7 separate regions of the Homo sapiens genome follow, and regions 1, 2, 3, 4, 5 and 7 are each linked to region 6. The links are chromatin contacts, found by Hi-C or POLR2A ChIA-PET in ENCODE. All regions are on one chromosome and are shown on one strand. The core of a region is the stretch at or near the end of the contact, and the rest is flanking DNA. Distances in the headings are between cores, read along the strand shown.

Region 1 (2,797 bases), core at 209-2,708, 2.8 Mb after region 6:
TCTCTGCATGCCCTTTGCCTCCAAACGCCCCAATTCATAGGTCCTCTCCACTGTGGAAAATGTCGGAAAATGTCGCCACATTCTGTTAACGCCTGCACCACAGTCTCAACTCCACACAGTTGTAGCCAGGCTGGCCGTGAGCTCCCAGGGCAAGGCCCACGCTATTACCGGCATCTACCCCAGCTTAGCATCTTGCACTCGATTGGAGGTTTGATAATAAAGCTGGAGTCAGCTGAGTGACAGCAGACAGTTACTGCTGGCCCCAAAGCGTCAGCCCAAAGTCCCATAAACTCCTTTGCAGGGAAATCAAACATCTATGCCATTCCAGGCAGGTGCTCTTTCAGATCTCAAGCGTTGCACCTTCGTGTAGCAATCTCCTCATTACCCCTGTTTTCTCTCCATCCTCACTCAGACACCAGCCCTGACTCCCAACACCAGATGCTCACGGTGAGGGGCTAACCCGGGTCCCCGCGTGGGGGTAAGTGGGGGACCCGCTGAGCTGTCCCCAACCACCCACAGCCGGGAACAGCACCGTAGGGCCTGGTGTCCTGGAAGATGTACTGCGTCCAGCACCGCGCCTGCAACTCACATTCCTATTCACCCCGGGGCTTCCGAGTCCCCACAGCCCCGCTTATGAACTAAATAATTTAATAATGCTGGAAACACTATGGCTTGTTGTGCTGCCTGCCAGACGGAGCCTCTGCCCGAGCCAAGGCTTTGCCGGCGGTGTCTCGGTGGCCGGGAGCCCGCAGAGGAGGTCTAAGTCCCACTGTTCCCGGACTAAATGCACGGTTTCCTCTCCCAGAGGGGCAGGGCTGCGGCTTCTGGAGTGAGAGGTCATTTAAGGGATACCCTGAGCGACCTGCCGGTGCTGCTGGCGTCTGCAGGCTCCAGGGCTGCGGTCGGCGGGGCCGGGGAGCCCCGTTCAGGTGACAGCAGGCACACGGGGGCCCTCGGGAGCTGGGGATCCTGGAACTCCAAGCCCGGGAATTGGTCCTACCCCTGCCGGGCGGCAGAGGCTGATGCCGGGCAGGGGGACTCCTGGGGGCCGGCGGGGCCGCTGCAGCCTCTGCTGTCGCTGAATCAGAACCACAGATTTCTCGTCCAGACCCCGAGGAGCCGCAGAACGCGCTGATCAGGGCCCCAGGGCTGGGTCCCCCTGGCCGAGGACGACGAGCGGGGCTCAGAGAGGGCGCGCGCAGGGCCAAGGTCACACTGCGCGCCGGCGCGGGAACTCGAACCCAGGCCCAAGCCGCGCCCGCCAGGCCAGGTTAAGGAGAGCCGACCCGCGCCCCTCAGCGCGGCCCGGGACCCCCGCCCGGGCCCTGGGAGCCCAGCACTGGCCGAGAGAGAGGGAGACCGCGCCCCGAGCCCGCCGCCCGCCGCGCCCCTCACCTCGCGACCCTCACCTCGCGCCCCTCACCTCGCGCCCGCAGCCGCCGCCGCCGCCCCGCGACTAGCGGACCCCCCAGAGGCAGCCCTCGCCGGCCCCGCCCCCGGCGCAGGAGCCCCTCCTACCGGTCGTCTTCTCGCGAGACGTCGCGGCCGCCGGAGGGGCCACGGAGGCCGAGGGGCGCCCGCCCTCAGCGCGCCTGCGCCCGGCCAGCCCGCCCGCCCCCGCCCTCGCGAGCCAGTGCCATGTGGCGCCGTATTTACGGCCAGAGATCGACTCCGCCCACCGGCCGCCACGAGCCACGCCCCTTTCTCAGCAGCCAATCCGCGGCGTTGACTCCGCCCCGGCGGACCGGGCGCGCGGCGGCTCGGGGACGCGCAGCTGTCTCGCCGTTCGACCCGGGAGCTCCACGTTGCAGCCAAACACGATCCCGTTAACCAACCTTTATGCAGTGCCTGTTGTCTATCCGACCCTTTCTCGAGCATCGGCTCATTGGCAAAGGATCGTGATGCTCACCGGCTGGGGCTTGAGACTCGCTGTGTGACCTTGGGCAAGTGACTTAACCTCTCTGAGGTTGTCGCCAATCCGTAAAATATAATAGGTTAGTGACCCTACCTTTCAGGGAGTATGTGAGACAAACGAGATGACACGGGTAAAGAGCTTAGCAAGATGCCTAATGCATAGTGAGCATGCAGTAATTGTTCTTGGCATCAATGTAGTTTTGTGTGTTTGTTTGTTTATTTTTTTAGAGACAGGATCTCACCGTGTCGTCCAGGATGGGGTGCAGCGGTGCAGTCACAGCTCACTGCAGCCTCGACCTCCTGGGTTCAAGCCATCCTCCCACCTCAGCCTCCCAAGTAGATGGAACTACAGACAGGTGCCACCACACCCGGCTAATTTTTAATTTTTAATAGAAACGGGGGTCTCACTATGTTGCCCAGGGTGGTCTTGAACCCCTAGACTCAAGCAATCCTCCTGCCTCAGCCTCCCAGAGCTCTGGGATTACAGGCGTGAGCCACCGCGCCAGGCCCAGTCATTTTTTTTTTAAATTATGGTAAAATATATAGAACATAAAATTTACCATCTTAACCTTTGTTGTTGTTGTTGTTGTTGTTGTTGTCGTTGTTGTTGTTGTTGAGACAGAGTCTCGCTCTGTCGCCCAGGCTGGAATACAGTGGCCCGATCTCGGCTCACTGCAAGCTCCGCCTCCCGGGTTCACGCCATTCTCCTGCCTCAGCCTCCCGGGTAGCTGGGACTTACAGGCGCCCGCCACCACGCCCGGCTAATTTTTTGTATTTTTAGTAGAGACGGGGTTTCACCGTGTTAGCCAGGATGGTCTCGAACTCCTGACCTCGTGATCCGCCCGCCTCGGCCTCCCAAAGTGCTGGGATTACAGGCGTGAGC
Region 2 (2,895 bases), core at 36-2,535, 2.5 Mb after region 6:
GAGTTCCAGCCCTGCTGCTATTAATACCATGGGTAAACTCAGACGCTTCTCCTTCCTCCTCCCCTTGCCTTTTTTTGTCCAAAGACTGGAAAAGAGCACGTCCGCATCCCCCCCCCAGGGAGGTTCTGCCGCTCTAAGCAACAAGGGCCGCCAGACTGGCCCAGTAACCAGGTATCCAAGGTCAGGCTGCCCTAAACCGCACAGCTCCGGGCACTCATGCTCCCCCATCTGACCACGCAGATGCCTGGCCTTTGGGCAAGAAACCATGCTCTGATTCTCGCTATTCTGAATGCGCTTTGCAAAACCTCCCAGCAGCTGCATCGAGCTATTCATTAGCTGACAGCGGAGACCTTCAGGCAGAACCAGACGGACGGATGGTTTTGGGGGTTTCTCACCTCTCAGTTTCCATTCGCTAGGAGGGAAAACCGGGGGCTTAGACCGCAGGGGTAGTGGCCTCCGGGCCAGACTCTTGGCTTCCTGTTCTCTCTCCTCACCTGCGAACCCCAAACTCCTCTGCCAAGTGTTTCCCTCCCGTGATGGGGGCAGAAAGGACCCAGGTCCCTGCCCTCCCCTGTCCTTTGTAAAGTTTGCCATTTCTCTGTCACCCCTCCCTTGCTTTTCTGGTTTTGAGACCTGTCTTACATCCCTGCAGGGATCATATCCACAGCCTTCTCCCTCAGTCTCCTGGGGGAGGAAGCCTTCTCCCTCCCCGGCTCATACACAGGCTGCGGGGAGCCCTGGGCACGACGAGATTCTCGGCGCCCTGGAGGTTCCCCGGGGACGTCCCGCACCCACCTGGCTCGCCCCAGCCCGGAAACGCCTTCTTTCGGGCGCTTGGCCCTGGATTCCCGACCCGTCCCCAGTTTGCTCCCATCGGGAAGCGCGCAGGTCGCCCTGGCCTGGGAGAGGATGGCGGGGAGGGGGCGCGTGGCCCTTCCCTGGCCCGGCCTTCCCTCTGCAGGACCTGCCGGGGCTGTGCGGACCCCGGCGCGGCGCTGCACCAAACCCTCGCCAAGTGCGCCCTTCGCGTCTCCGCGGTCCCCGCGCGCCCGTAGCCGCCGCCGCCCGGGCGCCCTCGGGACTTGGTGCGCGGGCCGGGCTGGACCCGGAGCTGCCCCTACCCACCCGCCCCGGCACGGAGGTCCCTCTCGGTCCCTGCGCCCCCGAGTCTTCCCCGCGCGCCCCCCTACCTCGCAGTCCCGCGCCCGCCGGAGCCGGCAGAGGCCGCGCCGGGCACCGAGCCCCGGGCAGCAGCGTGGGCAGCTCGGCCTGGGCCGGGAGGATCGGGAGGTCCCGGTGACGTCGGCGCGCGGGGCAGGGACCGAGGCGGGCGGGACTGGGGCCGGTGTGGGGCCGCGGGCAGGACAGGAGGGCCACACCCCTCCCGGCGCTCAGCGTCCTGCCCCACTCCCTCCAGCTGCCCGCGGTGGAGCTCACGTGGGACCCTCCAGCCTCCCAGAAACACCCGGGCAGGGGGGCCCCAGAGCCTAAAGCCAAACAGGTGAGGGAGGTCAGTCAGCCCGGGCCAGTTCGTGCCTCCCCAGGTGAGAGGAGTAAACCCGGCTACTCTGCAAGGCGCCAGGTGAAGAGGTGAACCAGGCCACCAGTTAAGGCCCCAGGTGAGAGGGGTGAACCAGCGCCACGAGGTGAGGAAGGGGAACCAGGCCACCAGGAGAGGCCCCAGGTGAGAGGGGTGAACCAGGCTATCAGGCAAGGCGCCAGGTGAGGGGGTGAACGAGGCCACCAGGTGAGGAGGTGAACCAGGCTTATCAGCGAAGCCCCAGGTGAGAGGGGTGAACCAGGCCCCTAGGTTAGCCCTACAGTCAGTGGCCCTGAGGACGGGCGCCCTGCCCTACCCTGGCCAGCTGTGAGTGCAGCCCTGGCCCTGTGCCAGCCACCAGGAGATGGAAAGGACTCTAAGTGCGGAAGGATGCCGTGAAGGCCGGCATGACGGCTCCAGACAGAGCCCAGAGGCCTTTTCCATAAACTGCCCTTTTCCTCTCTGCAAACCCTCCCAGCACCAGCTTCCCTCGGGCAGCCTCCCACCAGCTCTGCTTCACCGTGCAGAAATGCCCCCCACGCCCTCAGCAGCGCCCCACAGATGGCTGAGGGATTCGTCACCATCGTCCCACACCAGTGCAAAGAATTTTTTTTTTTTTTTAGATGGAGTCTCGCTCTGTCGCCCAGGCTGGAGTGTAATGGTGCAATCTGGGCTCACTGCAACCTCCACCTCCGGGGTTCAAGTCATTCTTCTGCCTCAGCCGCCTGAGTAGTGGGGATTATAGGTACCCATCATTGTGTCCAGCTAATTTTTGTATTTTTAATAGAGATGGGGTTTCACCTTCTTGGCCAGGCTGGTATCAAACTCTTGACCTCATGATACACCCGCCTCAGCCTCTCAAAGTGCTGGGAGTACAGGCGTGAGCCACCACACCCAGCCTCAAAGAATTTTTTTAAGCCTTAAGAAATAACACGGCTGGGCGTGGTGGCTCATGCCTGTAATCCCAGCACTTTGGGAGGCTGAGGCAGACAGATCACAAGGTCAGGAGTTCAAGACCGGCCTGGCCAGTATGGTCAAACCCCGTCTCTATTAAAAATAAAAAAATTAGCTGGGCGTGGTGGCTGGTGCCTATAGTCCCAGCTACTCGGGAGGCTGAAGCAGGAGAATCACTTGAACCCGGGAGGCGGAGGTTGCAGTGAGCCGAGATTATGCCACTGCACTCCAGCCTGGGTGACAAAGCAAGACTTTGTTTCAAAAAAAAAAGAGAGAGAGAGAAAAACAACACAACACTAGGTGTCCGGTGTGCAAAATTTGGAAAATTATGAAAAATAAAAACAAAAAGAAGACCCCATAAGCCAACTGTGTAGAGGTAACCTCTCTCACCTTCTTGTCAG
Region 3 (2,856 bases), core at 1-2,500, 2.9 Mb before region 6:
GATTACAGTTCAAGGTGAGATTTGGGTGGGGACACAAAGCCTAACCATATCACAAGCCAAATACCATTGTAATGGGGGGCATAAAGTTAACGAGGGATTTCTTTCCCCCTCATATATTTGGACTGGACTGTTATTTACTTATCTGTATTAATTAAATCTCCCAATTTAAATTAGCTGTGTAGAAAATAAAAGGACTGGATCATATTGGAAGTCGAGAAGATGTGCAGTTACTAGTCCTATTGCTTCATTTAATGGTGTTCTCTTTTTTAAGCTTTTCCCCATTTGTGACAGAAAAACAAGGCACCTGCTTTCCTTAGAGCACCACTGATAATCTTTGGTATGATCATGAAACGATTGTGCTTGAGAAGAAAAATGGGCATAAATAAAGCTAAAAAGCAAAGATGCCTTATCCATAGCAATAGTTTATTTGCTTTTCAGAATCTAACCTTTTCCTTCATTTTTCATATTTTTGGATTGGGTTCGATGATGCATATCTCCTATCTCCTCAAATGTATTCCAGTATGAGGAACATGGGAGAAATGTCTTATTTTTATTCGGAGGCAACCACGGATGTGGCCATCAACTGGTGGGTCCATGTGACTTCTTCACTAGATCTGATATGCTCTGGTTTTGAATATTAGACTGGTCAGAGAGCAATGTCAATCCCCCTCCTACTCCATGGCCAGTACCAAAGACAAGCAGTCCAAATGACAACAGCCCTGCAGTGAAAGGTAATAACAGCATTTTGTCTCTCTGAAATGACAGCTGCCTTCCTTTCCAGTGGCCTAACCTGTTTTCTGTACTACTTTGCTAATTTCCATTTGAACATCTAGGGCTCAAGACAGGGCTATGAGATGGAGAATTTCGCATAATCCCAGAAATTACATTCTGACTTCTTTTTCTGGCTTAATGTCCTCATTCATAATTCCCTTTATCAAATTGTACCTAATGTGGATGAGTCAAATATCTACATGTGGTTGGGTGGTCCCCAAGTTTGGTTGGAAATACCAAGGTATGAAAGGCCTCTGAGGTTTGCTATTTTTAGCCAGAAATACCATTGCCACCACCAAATAGGGCATTTAATTTGTGCACCTCAGAAAGGGCCAGGTTTCATAGTTGTCAAAAGAGGTCATTTCAAGTTCATGAGATCTGTTCTCTTTTGGGACAGGTCCCCCAAGGGAGCCTCTGCTCGACTGAAGATATCATCTGTGTTTGCAGCTCTAGCTCTGTTTCTTTGGTATCACTGACTTTCTCTTGTTGGCCACAGGAAGTTGAAGGAAGTGTGTACTCCATTATCATCAAAAAATGTTCCCATGATGCTCTTTTAAGTGTTATGCAAATAAGTTGCACCTGCTTTGTCTCCAACAGTGGCTGCCTGGGGAATGTGAGGATTGTCCCAAAGCACAATCACTGGCTCCTCACGGCAAGGCCATGAGAACGCTCAGAAGACCTCCTAAGACCCTTGAGGAGGTTAGAAGGAAGGGGAAACAAGCATGTAGCATCTTTTCACTAGAGTCGTCTTTAAGATATTTTGATATCCTCTAGCAAGAATAGAGATAGGCTAATCCAGCGAAATCAGTATTGCCTTTTTTTAGGCAATACCCTGCCCACTCCCCCTCCAACTAAGCTACAGTGAGCTCTCTTGTCTCTGATACTCATATCAAGATAAACCAGATGATTCCAGGGCTAATTGCACATGGAATTCAATGTTACATAGTAATAACTTGCATATTACCCACTAGTCTTGATATAGTTTTCTCACCATCATAGATACACTGATTTTTACATGTAGATACATTAATATCTACAAAAGACTTTTTTTACAAAAAGAGGGAGGGGAATCCGAAGTATAAAGTGATCGGTACACTATCTTAGCATTTCAGTGCCATTTTGATGAAAGGATCAAAGGCCCTGTTTATACTGATATAATCCCATTGCCTCTATCCCCTCACTAACCACTTTTAGCAACTTGTCCTACCAACACTTCCTGAGACTCTTTTCAGCCAGATGGCAAGCACATTCCTAGCTGCTCTCAGCTAGAAGGATCACCCATCAGAGACGTTTTCTTCATGTTTCTGACACTCCCACCTGTTGGAGAAGAAAAAAACACAGGTCATCCAAGCCAATGAACTTAGATTCTCATGTGGAATGATTTATGTATTTTAAACAAAGCCTTCATCTTATTTAGAAATCACTTGCATGAGGCACTCTTTTGAAAATGTTCTCCTCATCTGGAAAATAATTTGGCTGTATAATCGTGGTATTCAGGAAGTTAGGGCAGGTGTTTAGGTGGAAGAGCAGAAGGGAGTATTCCAATGAGGCTGAAGAGTGAGGGGAATTGACCCCCTGGGAGAAGGGAAGGCATGTCAGGGCCCTCCTTTTAACAGGAAAGGATTGAAGAAGGCAGTGACCCTGAGAGAAGAGGAGAAGCCAGGCCTGGGCGCCAAACACTTTTGGGCCTGTTGCTTTGAAGGGTAGAAAGAGTGGCCATAATATTTCTCCTGACCCAGCAGATTTGAAAAGATTCCTCCAGCAGACAGTGGAAAGCCCCTTGCTTCCTCAGCCATTCAGTCTGATTTCTGAAATAACTATGCTATTTCCTGGTTGTGGTGAAGTGGCAGGGCCCGAGGGTTTGATCAGCTTTTCATGGGCTATGGCCATTAGTGGGGTTGGGGTGCAGGTGGGAGTTTGTTAACACAAGAGCTTGTTATTCTCGGAGCTTCAGGCCCTGGTTTGGAAATGTTAACTGGCCAACCAGCCACGGGAGTTGGAATTCCCTAACTATTGTCAGAGAGAGTGCAAAGGGATTTGTCTGATTGAACAATCTGCATTTGAAGATGACCTGGACCTGCCTGC
Region 4 (2,700 bases), core at 23-2,522, 2.5 Mb after region 6:
CACAGCCTCAGGAAGGTACTAAGAGCTGCCCCTTGACGGGGCACAGCTGGCAGCAGCAACCTTTACAAGGCATCACCAGGTGCTGACCAGCCATCACGCCACCTGTACCCTCGGGAGATGCTCCTACCCTCAGCCATGGCTGCGCCTGGGTTCCCCCCAAGTCACAGGCTCTTCTCCTTACACTTGGAAAAGCTGTTTCCTCTGTGCCCCCTTCACCTTCCCTTGACTGCCAGAGTCTTCAGAGAGGATCCCTGCAGAGAGATTCCAGCACTGTGAGCTAGAAATGCCACGGCCTCTAGTTCAGTGTCACCCAGGACCCTGCAAGATACAGCTCCTCACTCTACCCCAGAAGGAAGGAGGGCCCAGCTAGGCCCTGCAGGGGATTCTGACAGGCTCGGTCCGGGAACCACACCCCCACTTGCCTCAACGGGCGGGAGGAGGATGCAGGGGCTTTCCAGCGCGGTTTCATTGACTGCTCTGGTGCCTGTACGCAGTGAGCACCTTATAACTGGTTGTAGTCCAAAGCTGGGTTTGAAGAAAAATTACCACCACCTGCCTTTGCACTCAGAACTCAGAGTAAAGCTTTTGAGCTTGCAAACAAATGTCCATGAATACGGACGAGCCCTTTGCTCGGCAACCCCACCCAGGCGACAGAGGGAGTTAGGAATGGAGGCCACCTCCAACAAGCCTTGTTGTGTCAGCTCCCACCTCCTCGCAAGGGGCCTGTGCCTCCTCTGAGCAGCAGTGACCCAAGTGTGGGTGACGGGAAAGCAAAGAGAAAGTTACCCTGGGAAGACCGTGCCACCCGCCGGCTGGGCTCCAATGCCAGCTCTTCCTGACAGAGGGAGAAAAGCCCTCGTCCCCACTCGACCCCGCTGCAACCTCCCAGTCACAGCCACCACACGCGGGCCCTGGCAGGACTCGATCTACTGCCAGTGAGATCCGGATGGAGCTCAACCCCAGCGCAGGTCCCAGGGCTCTGCACTGCCTGGAACCCGGCAGTTGACAAAGCCTGTGTGCGGTCCCCATGCCCTGCGTAGCCTCCAGGCGGCGCTCGCGGGCCTCCGGAGCGCAGGTCCCAGCAGCCGGGCAGCGCAACTCAGCCACTCACCTGGTACCTCTCGATGAGCCTGAAACCCAGGACATGCTGCAGCTTCCTCAGGCAGATGGGACAGAGGTCCAGGGGCCGCCGCAGGGCCTCGTCCAGGCTGAGCGCACCCTGCATGAGGCAGCGGAGCCAGCGGCAGTTCCCCAGGCCCAGAAGGTGGCAGAGCTCGTGGCACGTGACCTGGGGGGAAGGCCACCAAGCACCTTGCCTCACTGCCTTGCCCCTGCATCCGGCAGATCCCCAGGCAGCCCCAGCAGGACCAAAATGAGGACCTGGGTGAGGCCAGATGGCCGGGAGGTGGTCCAGGCGCCCTCCCCCTGCCCCAGGCGGCACAGGCCACTTTCAGGGCCCCAGGGGAAAGGTGAGTCAGGGTGGGAGGCCACACAGGATAGGGGCTTGGGGCTCTAATCCCTCCCCTGCTGCTTCATAGCTGTGTAGCCTTGCTTTCCTCATTCCATAGAGTTAGGGGTCCATCCACTTCACTGTGAGGATGGGGCAGTGTAACAGACCGAGGCACCAAGGGCTCAGACAGCACCCTCCTGTCCCCTCTTACCAGCCCCAGAGCCCCCACCCACCTTGCAGCACTGAACCATCCCCAGGGCACTGAAGCACAGGGCCCAGCCCCTGTCCTGCAGGGGGGCCTCGGGGCCGTCTGCTGCTGCCTCTACCAGGGCCAGATCAGGGGCGCTGGGCCCCGACTTCGGGAATTCCCCTGAGAACCGGGCGAAGCTGCAGACGCCCACTTCTGGAGAGAGATGGAGAGAAGGGCACTCTCAGGGGTCAGCCTTGGCTCTGGGGGGCCCACCGTCAAACCCACCTCATGCTCTCATGCAAGCTGGCCATGGCCCAAAGACATACCAGTCCTGGGAGGCCCTGTCCTGCCCACATGAAGTTGGGCCCTGGGGCAGACGCCACAGCTGAGGAACAGCCCCTATGCCATTCCTCAGGAGGAGCTGGAAGGGGCCATCTATTCCCATGCACAGGTGTTGACTTCCACCAGGAGGGTGCTTGAAGCAAAAGCAAAGAGGGTGCCCTGCAGCCACGGAGGCCACAGCCCCATGCCAGGCTACCCCCCACGCACAGCTGCTGGGGCCCCGGCTCACCGTGCCCTGGAAGGAACTTGCTGAAGGTGAAGCTCCAGGCCTCATGGGGGTACAGGTCAGACAGTGTGAGGCCCAGCACACACAGCGCGTCCCCTGGCTTGTTGTTCTTCAAGAAGGACAGGATGCCGTCTGCGGGGAGAGGGCCAGAGGATGGGGTCAGGAGGCAGCCGGGGACCCCCATCTTCCAGGCTCAGGCTGGCACCCCGTCATCCTCTTCCTCTGCCTGGGCCCTGCCCCTTCCCAAGTCAGGTGTGGGCCACCAGCGTTTGGTGTGACCTGAGGGCACACAGTACTGCATGATGTGGAGTGACAGCCAGGGCCATTTGGAGATCAGGACATGGTAAGTCAAAGGCCATGGACAGCCCAGTGGGGACGCTGGAGAGGCAGCCGGGCCAACAAGACTGGCGCTTGCAGCCCCAGGAAGGAGAAGCCACCTCAGCAGCTGAGCGACAGCCCCAGAGAGTCCACGTCTCAGCCCTGGGACCTGTG
Region 5 (3,044 bases), core at 428-2,927, 2.9 Mb after region 6:
CGTGGATGCCCTTTTCCATGACAATGACTGGACAACCCGGAATTTACTACCCCCATTCTAGAAATTTCTGCATAAATCACCCCTTAGTTTGCATATAATTAAAAGTAGGTATAAATATGAGTGCAACACTGCCTCTAAGTTGCTGCTCTGGGTGCCCTGGTAAGGGGGTGGTTCTGCTCTGCAAGGAGCAGGACCTCTGTTGCTGCTGTGCGTGCTGCTGCTTCAATAAAAGTTGCTAACACCATCGGCTCAGCCTTGAATTCCTTCCTAGACAAAGCCTAGAAGCCTCTGGGCTAAGCCCGAATTTGGGGGCTGGCCTGCCTTGTATTCATATGCCCATGAGCACACGGCCAATAGGTGGTGGTGCTGGGATTCACACCAGGTGTGGGGCTGCAGCTGGGACATGAGCAGTGTGGCCTGGCCTGTGAGGGTCTCTGTTGGATTTGCGTCTGGCCACGTTAAGCAGCCATTCGTAGGCATGGAGCTTTCCCTCTTCAGATGGTTTTCCTTAGAGGGAGATAGTTGCACAGACCTTTCTCATAAATAACACCCTAGACAATTGTGCTAGGTCCTTTTTATCTTTTCAGAACAGGAATGCACTTTAAAGTTAGGAAACAGGACGTAATGAAAGAGCATGTAAATTCAGAATGCCTGTTGTGAGTGTTGAAGTCATTTTGTGGGAGAATGGTTACTTGTCTCGTTCGAGGTTGGGTTTAAGCTCCACAACAGGGGCTGGGCACAGTGACTCACGCCTGTAATCCCAGCACTTTGGGAGGCCAAGGTAGACAGATCATTTGAGGTCAGGAGTTCGAGAACAGCCTGGCCAACATGGTGAAACCCCGTCTCTACTAAAAATACAAAAATTAGCTGGGCGTGGTGGCATGCGCCTATAATCCTAGCTACTCGGGAGGCTGAGGCAGGAGAATCATTTGAACCCAGGAGGTGGAGGTTGCAGGGAGCCAAGATTGCACCACTGCACTCCAGCCTGGGTGACAAGAATGAAACTCTGTCTCAATAATTTAAAAAAAAAAGAAAAAAAGACCAGCCTGGGCATTACATAGCGAGACCTTTTCTCTACAAAAAAATGAAAAAATTAGCCAGGCATGGTGGTACGTGTCTGTAGTTCCGGTTACTTGGGAGGCTGAGGCAGGAGGATCGCTTGAGCCCAAGAGACTGAGGCTACAGTGAGCTAAGATCGTGCCACTGCACTCCAGCCTAGGTGACAACAGATCAAGACTCTGTCTCCAAAAAAAAGAGAGAAAGCTTTGCAACGTGTCTACTGAAAATATTTAGTTCATTCTGGACAACTGGGTGTAGACAGTCTGTTTCCAGTTGAGTTCAACATAAAATCTCCTTGAATTGTCAGCTCTGAAAAAACAAATCACTTCTTGAATTTTGTGAGGCACAGGCTGAGTTCCCTTAAACGCGTTAAGATAATCTGAGCATCCTGGTTAACCAATCTTGGAGTTTTGGGGTCTGTAAGACACCAGATGAGAGTCCAGCCTTCTGTGCATGGAAAACTAGGTCTTCGTGTTCAGTGCAAATTTAGCCGTGGGGGAAAAACTGACTAAATATTTCTCTTCCTGTGACATTTTTCACAGTTCCTAATTTGTTCTTGCTGACTTCTGAGGCGTTACATTTTCTGGTTGATTAATTGCGTTCCTTGTTGTCTACCCTTAAGGCAGCCAGGAGAAGGAAGTGCGCCTTCTTCCTTGCTGTGCTTGCCATAGATCAATCAAGGTTTGCTGAAATGGATTTAATTGTATCTCACTTGGCCCATTATGCTGGCTGACTGCTTGGAATTTTCTTGGAGGGACCTTATTTGGTGGCCAATGAAGGTTCTTCTCCATTTGGCCTCTATGAGGATCAAGACAGACTTAGCCCCGTCAGATATTTTGGAATCTTTTCACTTTCATGTCAGGAGACCCTAGAAAAAAACCGGAGTCACTTTCAGACCAAACCAACCACCAGCCAGGAGGAGGGTTAAAAAAGAAAACGCAAGAAACCAGGCATGGGTGGCATTTAGTTAAACAGAGACGAGGACTCTTTTTGGAACTCCAAACTCCTACTTGGTAGGTTATTCCAAGATTCCCCCAATTTGCTAAAATAGTATTCCTTTTTAACTCCGGAACAAATCGCTGGGCCTCCCCTCAGATAAACATTCCCGAAATGAGAGACCCGAGAGGTGTTTTGAGGAATGAGCTGAAGTCCAATGGGCCCTTTCAGAAGGGGGTTCCGGGGGATTGGTGGGACGGATGGCTCTGATGTCCTTGGCTGGCTCCGCTTGTCCCTTGACTCTGATTTGAGTCAGAGGAAATCATCTGAGCGGTGAGTATTTCCAGCACCACACTTCAGTTTTGTGACGTGGAACCAGTGATTTTTTTTTTCCCCTTTGTGGTCTGGTCTCTTGCATCTCCCATGTCCTGCTTGTGTGTGGGTGTGCGTGGGGGGTTCATATGCAGTTCCCTGGGTCTCAGCGATGGATGGCCCGTGCTCTGTTTGTAATCATCCACGGAACCTCAGGCGTGGTCTGGTTCCTGATGAGAACAAGATGCCGTTGTCCTATCGAGGAACCTAGCTCTCTGGGGAGCCCTGACCCTGGTCAGCAGCTTGCTCTGTCTGTGGTTTGATCTGGGAATTTGGTATCAGGAGTATAGGCCCATTAAAAAAGAAAAGCTCAGACCAGGCATGGTGGGTCACGCATGTAATCCCAGCACTTTAGGAGGCCGAGGTGGGAGGATCACTTGAGGTCAGGAGTTCGAGACCAGCCTGGCCATCATGGCGAAACCCTGTCTCTACCAAAAATCCAAAAAATTAGCTAGGCGTGGTAGCATGTGCCTGTAATCCCAGCTGCTCGGGAGGCTGAGGTATGAGAATCTCTTGAACCTGGGAGGTGGAGGTTGCAGTGAGCTGAGATCGTGCCACTGCACTCCAGGCTGGGGGACAGAGCAAGACTCCATCTCAAAAACAAAAAACAAAAAACAAAAACAAAACCAAAACCCAGGTTGGGTGTGGTGGCTCATGCCTGTAATCCCAGCACTTTG
Region 6 (2,700 bases), core at 1-2,500:
TTTGAAGGAAAAGTTCAATCAGCCCACTTGCACCTCTGCCTAATGCAGATGTTGTGTGTGCCGCACACCAGCGGCTGGGAGGAAGCCGGTGTAGGTGAGTCGGACTCCAGCGTCCCCTGCATTTAGTTTGCCGTAAAGCCAACCCAGGAACACTGGGGCATTTCACCGCAGCCGCTCAGCTGAGGGGACAACTCCCCTCCAGCTCTTCGCCCAGCGTGACCATGACAACCATCTGGAAACAGGCGTCCCAGCCTTCCTCGGTTCAAAAACCCCAGCCTGCAAAGGCAGGGTAAATAGTTTTTGCCTTTTCCCTTCTATCCGTAACTTCCACCACTCCATAGATTCTAAAACCATCTCTCCTGCCATTAATGCCACTTAAATGCCCTCGACACTTTGGCTGCTGGGTGCCTTGGTTTGGAATGCAGAGTCTGAGGTACTTGAGGTTGTTTTAATTCTGTAAATATGAAAAGGGAAGGGAAGCGAGGCAAATACTGAAGCTTGCAACCACAATCTCTCATCGGTTTGCTGAGGAAATTTTCTAAGATGAAAATAGAAAGGCACATGACGCCCTGTGAAGGACGTGGCCCAGCCGCCTACTCTCTGTTGCTGTCTCCCGCTACGACCTCTCACACAGGTAGGAAGCCCCTGCGGACAGCGGGGCCAGCGAAAGGACAGCTCAGACGGCCACCACACTTGAGTTCTGTGCTTTCCTGGGCATGGGAGGAGCTACAAACTTTACTTAAAAAAAAAAAAAAATCACACAGTTTTTCAACAGGAAGAGTGAAGTAGAAGAACAGATCATTTAATTATACAAACAAAATCGCTTTCCTTTGCTCCAGCGAGTCCAGGCAACCTTTCAAGTTCATTTGCTGCCTGAAAGAAAGGTTTTTAGTATCAGAAAGAACCTCGCTGTCCTCCAATATCCACAGGGAAAACAAGATCAGAAACAAAAGTCCACCATGGAAGAAATCCCAGAGCGATCCAATTTGGAAAGAATTTAATTAACAAAATAAAACGGAGGGAAAATGGTCCAGGTGGGGCCCTAGGGAGATCGGACTTCTGTCCCAGCTGAAGTCTGCCCAGCACACCTGGTGGGCAGCCCCTGGGCCTGTCACTGCAGAACTGGCCTTGACAAGCAGACCCACTGTGCGCGACGCCACGGTTTCCTTACGCACTCGGCATTATGTACAGATATGAAAAAACCCAACGGCAGGTGGCTGGAAAGTGGCTTCTAGCTCCCCTATGCTGGCTTGGCACGTTCATGCATGCAAAGCGAGGAGGTTTTGCGGGCTTCACCAAACAGTTAATTTTGGCAAAAAGAGAAAACAAACAAACAAAAAGCTAAAATTCATAAGCAGGATTTAAAAGCCACTGAAGTGAAAATGATGTATTTCCTCAGCGTTATGGAGTTAGACTACCACTACAATCTTTTTTTTTTTTTAATAAAGTCTCTGCCATCCTCTCCCCCGACTCAGGTCAAAGTTCATAGCAGCAATGCACAAAGTCCTCTGTGAAGCCAGTGTTCTCTGCTCCCCGGGTCAGAGGTCACAGGTCAAGTTCAGTCAGTCCGAAGAATCATGGGCGGGTGCTCGCTGTCCTCATCCAGGCGCAGGGCGCTGGCCTCGTCCTCCAGGCAGGCGCCACCCACAGCACCCAGGTCGTCTGTGTAGGCTGCAAAGAGACGACGAAGTCACCCTTCAAAGGCTGGGGACACACCACAGACCCCATGACACACACTGAGGACTGTGTTTTGGAAACACTGGTGTATATTTATAAACTGAAGCCTGTACTAAGACGTTCTGAATTCTGATTGCTTTCTAATGAACTCTTTGCAGCCTTAGGCAGCTCGAGATGAAGTCATTTGTTCTCTGACATTCATAAATGTCAAAATGATGCCTGCACAGTAAACAGAGGCTCCCTCATGGACGGGCCACAAACTCTCTCAAGCTGGTTAAGAGCTCAAAAATAACACCAGGAAAAAAAATGACACTAGGAGACTCTCAGGGTGGGCTCATGAACTGGAAGTGCCGGTTCACAGATGGGAGTGGCAGCGAGCAGGCACAGCCCTGCGTGGGTGCAAAACCACAGGCTCTCCCACTGGAGTGCGAGTTGGCTTTTTTAAGAAGGTGGCTCACATAGCCAAGGCTGTGGCTGGAGGATCTCATGCATGGGTCTTAGTGCTGCCGCCGGAGGGGAGCCCATTGGCCTCATTCCCCTACAGCTTCTGCACTTCACAGGCCCAGCATGAAGGCAGTACTCGATGCAGATTTGCTGAAGGACGAAAAAGGTGGGAGGGAAAAGACTGAGGCAAAACCCTTGGCAGTACTTTTCAGGGTGGTATCTTGGCTGAGAGGTGGCCAGTCTGGGCCCAAGTCACGTGACCCCAGAGTCACCTGAGCCAGGATGACATTTTCTTTAAAAACGGAGAAAATGAGCCTGGTACGGTGGCTCATGCCTATAATCCCAGCACTGTGGGAGGCTGAGGCGGGAGAATCACTTGAGCCCAGGAGGAGTTTGAGACCACCCTGGGCAACATAGGGAAACCCCATCTCTCCTTTAAAAAAAAAAAAAAAAAAGGAAACGAAACTGAATTCAGCCTTGAGAGAGGCCTTGGGAACACCCATTTACCAACCTCGCTTATGTTCTCAGAACCAGTCCCCATCTTTCCCAGTGAGGAGCTGGTGGGGTGGCTCCGGAGCC
Region 7 (2,700 bases), core at 21-2,520, 2.6 Mb after region 6:
CCACCATGGGGCTCTGCCATGATCCGTCCAGAGAGAAACTCCGGGTGACCAGGGACCCTGGTCACGGGGCTTCTGGAATCCGGATCTCTAGGCAGGAAGGAAATGCCCACAGCTTGGTCCCCTGCCCCGCACTCAAATGACAGTAGCTTGGCGATGGGGGTGGTGCTGGGGCCTGGCATGATGCCAGGCTAAGGGCTCCCCTGGGAGAGGGCTGCAAAGGGCCCCCAGCCGCCCCCCAGGTCTGCCTGGGCTCAGCCGCTTCCAGCCTCCCTGCCTGAGGCCCACGGTGCTTCCTGGCCGCCGGGCCTCCCTCCCCCGGGGGCTACAGGCAGCCTGGTCTCCCACGGCCACACACGGCACCCTGTGTACATCCCACAGCCTGACCGCCAAGCAGGGGGTCATTACCGGCCACAGAGGGCTGGCGGCGGCCCAGGCCATTCACCCACTGGAAGCCTGGCAGTGGGATTCCCCAGTCGGGGGTGAGTGGGCGAGGAGTCTCTGCCTGCCTGCACCCAATGTGCTCAGGCACCCGCTCTGATCTCAGAGCCTGGGGGTCATCTGGGGAGGGGTCTCTGCTGGGACACAGCACCAGGCCGCCAACAGTGATGGTGGAGAGGCCCTCCACTGGCCAAGGGGGCTCACGGAGTGGGGAGAGGCAGCTCCATGAAACCCAGGGGCCTTAGTGACACCAGAAGGGAAGGCCAGAATCGGGAGGGGGGCCGTGGACCCTCACTGGGGGTTGGAGGGTATTTAGACCTTTGAGGAGGAGGCCATGACCCTGGAAGAAAGGGTCCTAGGACTCAGAAGGGACCCTCGAGAAGGAAGGAGGCCGGTACCTGCGAGGAGGAGGTGGCCGTGACCCTGGAGGGGGGGATGAGGGGTCTTTAGGCCCTCGGGGATGGGGGCCGTGACCCTGGGAGAGGAGGGGGCCGTGACCTGGGGTCCCTGACCCCGCGACCCCGAGAGGCCCATGTCACCTGCTGGTAGTCGGTGTCCTCGGGCCGGAACTGGCTGCTAGTGGCCTCCCAGCTCAGGTCGAAGTGGGGCAGCCGGTGCAGGAGGCTCACCCACCAGGGCGCCGCGTAGCTGACCCCGGCCATGGCGGGGCCCGGCCGCCTCCGGATGCGCGCGGCCTGCGCGGGGCTCCCTTGCTGGCCCGGGGCGCGGGCTTCAGGGACCCGTCGACCCCCGCCTGGCCGCCCGCATCATCCGCGCGCTCCTGGGCCCGGCCCGGCCCGGCTCGGCCCGGCTCGGCTGCGCTCGGCTCCGCTCGGCCGCCCGCGCCCGCCGCCTCTTTGTTCGCCGCCGCCGCCGCCGCCCCCTCCGCACCCCCGCCCGTCCGCCCGCCGGCCCCGCCCCCGAGCCTCCATTGGCCCGCCTCCCGCCAGCCCAGCCCCCGCGCGCCCCGCCCTCTGTCCCGCCTCTTACCCACCATTGGTCTATCCCCCGCCGATCCCGCCCCACAGCGTGCCCCGCCCACTCGCTCCTGAACCTCTATTGGTCCTTTTACCTGATGGTTTTGCCCCTCCACTCGCATCCCCGCCCATTACCCAATGGCCCCGCCCCTCCACGTGTCCCCGCCCTTCGGCCCCGCCTCTGTACCGTCATTAGTCCGCCGGCAGAAGCTCCGCCTACTTCCTCGCCTTCTTGGAGGGACGCCTGGCCCCTAAGGCGCTGGAAGACCGACCCTCAGCGCTGTAAGACCCGGGCCAGCCAGTCTTTCCACGTGGCCGTGGGGGCTGGAACCCTGGCTGCATATGCAGCTGCGCTTCATTCCATGAATTCGCTCTTCGTTTGGATCTTTGCATGTTTCTTATTTGACTCGAGGGTCCGGCCTGGTGGGCTGGGCTGGTCTTGGCCTCCCCATTGCACACACAACAGCCCACAGCCCGCAGCGCCCAGCAAGGCACCGAGTGGCCTATCTGTACAATGGACATGATCTGGATTCAGGGCCTGGCTGGGGCACCTAGAGCTGTGTGATCTGGGGCAAGTTACTTAACCACTCTGTGCATCGGTGTCCTTGTCTGTAAAAGGGGATGATAAAGCTACGAGTGTTGGCAGGGCGTGGTGGTGGTTCATGCCTGTAATCCCAGCACTTTGGGAGGCCGAGGCAGGCGGATCACCTGAGGTCAGGAGTTCGAGACCAGCCTGGCCAAAATGGTGAAACCCCGTCTCTACTAAAAATACAAAAATTAGCCAGGCGTGGTGGCGGGCGCCTGTAATCCCAGTTACTCTGGAAGCTGAGGGAGGAGAATTGCTTGGACCTGCGAGATGGAGGTTGCGGTGAGTGGAGATTGCGCCACTGCACTCCAACCTGGGCAACAGAGTGAGACTCCATCTCAAAAATAAAAAAAATTTTTTTTAAAAAGGTACGAGTGTTAAGTGGATCCGCAGGTAGATTCAGTCCCCATCCGGCCTTCCCTCTGGGGAAGGTTGAGTCTTTTGTCAAGACCTAAGATGAAGACGGTGCCCTGTTCTGGTGTCCTGGGGCCTAAAAATTCAGGCACCTGCCAGAGAGGGCCCATCATGGGCTTTGGAGCCACACAGCCAAATTTCCTAACAGGGCCTCCCCATGCCTGTGCCTCCTCCTTTGCTAAAGGGGAGATGGGAGCTGCCAGAGCCAGGAGGATGGACATAGTGCGTGCTTGGGCCCAGGTGCACGCCTCCCTCCGCACTCTAGGGCAGTGGGTGCATCCTGGC

Evidence for each region. Hi-C counts contacts between places; a loop is a spot of excess contacts on that map. ChIA-PET counts read pairs that join two places held with the same protein, here RNA polymerase II (POLR2A). Pooled maps may share reads with other maps.
Region 1: a loop to region 6 is called in a pooled map, with 7 times the contacts of the local background. The contact joins the promoter of CHST12 here to the enhancer-like site in region 6. A Hi-C loop is called at or near these places in 5 of 37 single-sample maps with no recorded cell type and 5 of 50 pooled maps.
Region 2: a loop to region 6 is called in a map with no recorded cell type, with 8 times the contacts of the local background. The contact joins the promoter of AMZ1 here to the enhancer-like site in region 6. A Hi-C loop is called at or near these places in 2 of 37 single-sample maps with no recorded cell type and 3 of 50 pooled maps. POLR2A ChIA-PET finds 5 or more read pairs at or near these places in 1 of 52 experiments (activated B cell).
Region 3: a loop to region 6 is called in a map with no recorded cell type, with 7 times the contacts of the local background. The contact joins two enhancer-like sites. A Hi-C loop is called at or near these places in 1 of 37 single-sample maps with no recorded cell type and 2 of 50 pooled maps. POLR2A ChIA-PET finds 5 or more read pairs at or near these places in 1 of 52 experiments (K562).
Region 4: a map with no recorded cell type shows a loop between it and region 6 (6-fold over the local background). The contact joins two enhancer-like sites. A Hi-C loop is called at or near these places in 1 of 37 single-sample maps with no recorded cell type and 2 of 50 pooled maps.
Region 5: a loop to region 6 is called in a pooled map, with 6 times the contacts of the local background. The contact joins two enhancer-like sites. A Hi-C loop is called at or near these places in 2 of 37 single-sample maps with no recorded cell type and 2 of 50 pooled maps.
Region 7: a map with no recorded cell type shows a loop between it and region 6 (11-fold over the local background). The contact joins the promoter of TTYH3 here to the enhancer-like site in region 6. A Hi-C loop is called at or near these places in 2 of 37 single-sample maps with no recorded cell type and 2 of 50 pooled maps.

The regions. Positions count from the first base shown.
Region 1 is chr7:2,402,272-2,405,068 of GRCh38, reverse strand. It overlaps CHST12 (carbohydrate sulfotransferase 12), which reads right to left and starts at 1,458. Exons shown (of 2, transcript NM_018641.5): 1 at 1,396-1,458. RefSeq lists silencers at 1,162-1,331, 1,422-1,791 and an enhancer at 1,882-1,981.
Region 2 is chr7:2,686,592-2,689,486 of GRCh38, reverse strand. It overlaps AMZ1 (archaelysin family metallopeptidase 1), which reads right to left and starts at 1,285. Exons shown (of 7, transcript NM_001384743.1): 1 at 1,191-1,285. RefSeq lists an enhancer at 317-586.
Region 3 is chr7:8,114,110-8,116,965 of GRCh38, reverse strand. The region is part of intron 13 of ICA1 (islet cell autoantigen 1); the gene reads left to right. Among named protein-coding and RNA genes, the nearest start is that of ICA1, 150 kb to the left of the region's middle. RefSeq lists enhancers at 2,414-2,603, 2,624-2,723. Within about 2 kb of position 1,250, at least 4 of the 41 ENCODE cell types and tissues checked have a DNase peak (open chromatin) inside an H3K27ac peak, as active enhancers do.
Region 4 is chr7:2,708,228-2,710,927 of GRCh38, reverse strand. It overlaps AMZ1 (archaelysin family metallopeptidase 1), which reads right to left. Exons shown (of 7, transcript NM_001384743.1): 4 at 2,212-2,340; 5 at 1,684-1,853; 6 at 1,112-1,288. Among named protein-coding and RNA genes, the nearest start is that of AMZ1, 21 kb to the right of the region's middle. RefSeq lists enhancers at 245-294, 305-524, 670-1,365, 1,285-1,384 and a silencer at 965-1,124. Within about 2 kb of position 1,272, at least 4 of the 41 ENCODE cell types and tissues checked have a DNase peak (open chromatin) inside an H3K27ac peak, as active enhancers do.
Region 5 is chr7:2,298,629-2,301,672 of GRCh38, reverse strand. The region is part of intron 1 of SNX8 (sorting nexin 8); the gene reads left to right. Among named protein-coding and RNA genes, the nearest start is that of SNX8, 14 kb to the left of the region's middle. RefSeq lists enhancers at 1-429, 430-479. Within about 2 kb of position 1,677, at least 14 of the 41 ENCODE cell types and tissues checked have a DNase peak (open chromatin) inside an H3K27ac peak, as active enhancers do.
Region 6 is chr7:5,229,806-5,232,505 of GRCh38, reverse strand. It overlaps WIPI2 (WD repeat domain, phosphoinositide interacting 2), which reads right to left. Exons shown (of 13, transcript NM_015610.4): 13 at 1-1,671. The coding sequence ends at 1,559. Among named protein-coding and RNA genes, the nearest start is that of WIPI2, 41 kb to the right of the region's middle. RefSeq lists an enhancer at 400-549. Within about 2 kb of position 1,250, at least 10 of the 41 ENCODE cell types and tissues checked have a DNase peak (open chromatin) inside an H3K27ac peak, as active enhancers do.
Region 7 is chr7:2,630,556-2,633,255 of GRCh38, reverse strand. TTYH3 (tweety family member 3) reads right to left here and starts at 1,270. Exons shown (of 14, transcript NM_025250.3): 1 at 978-1,270. The coding sequence starts at 1,100. RefSeq lists enhancers at 1-381, 1,114-1,845 and a silencer at 920-1,329.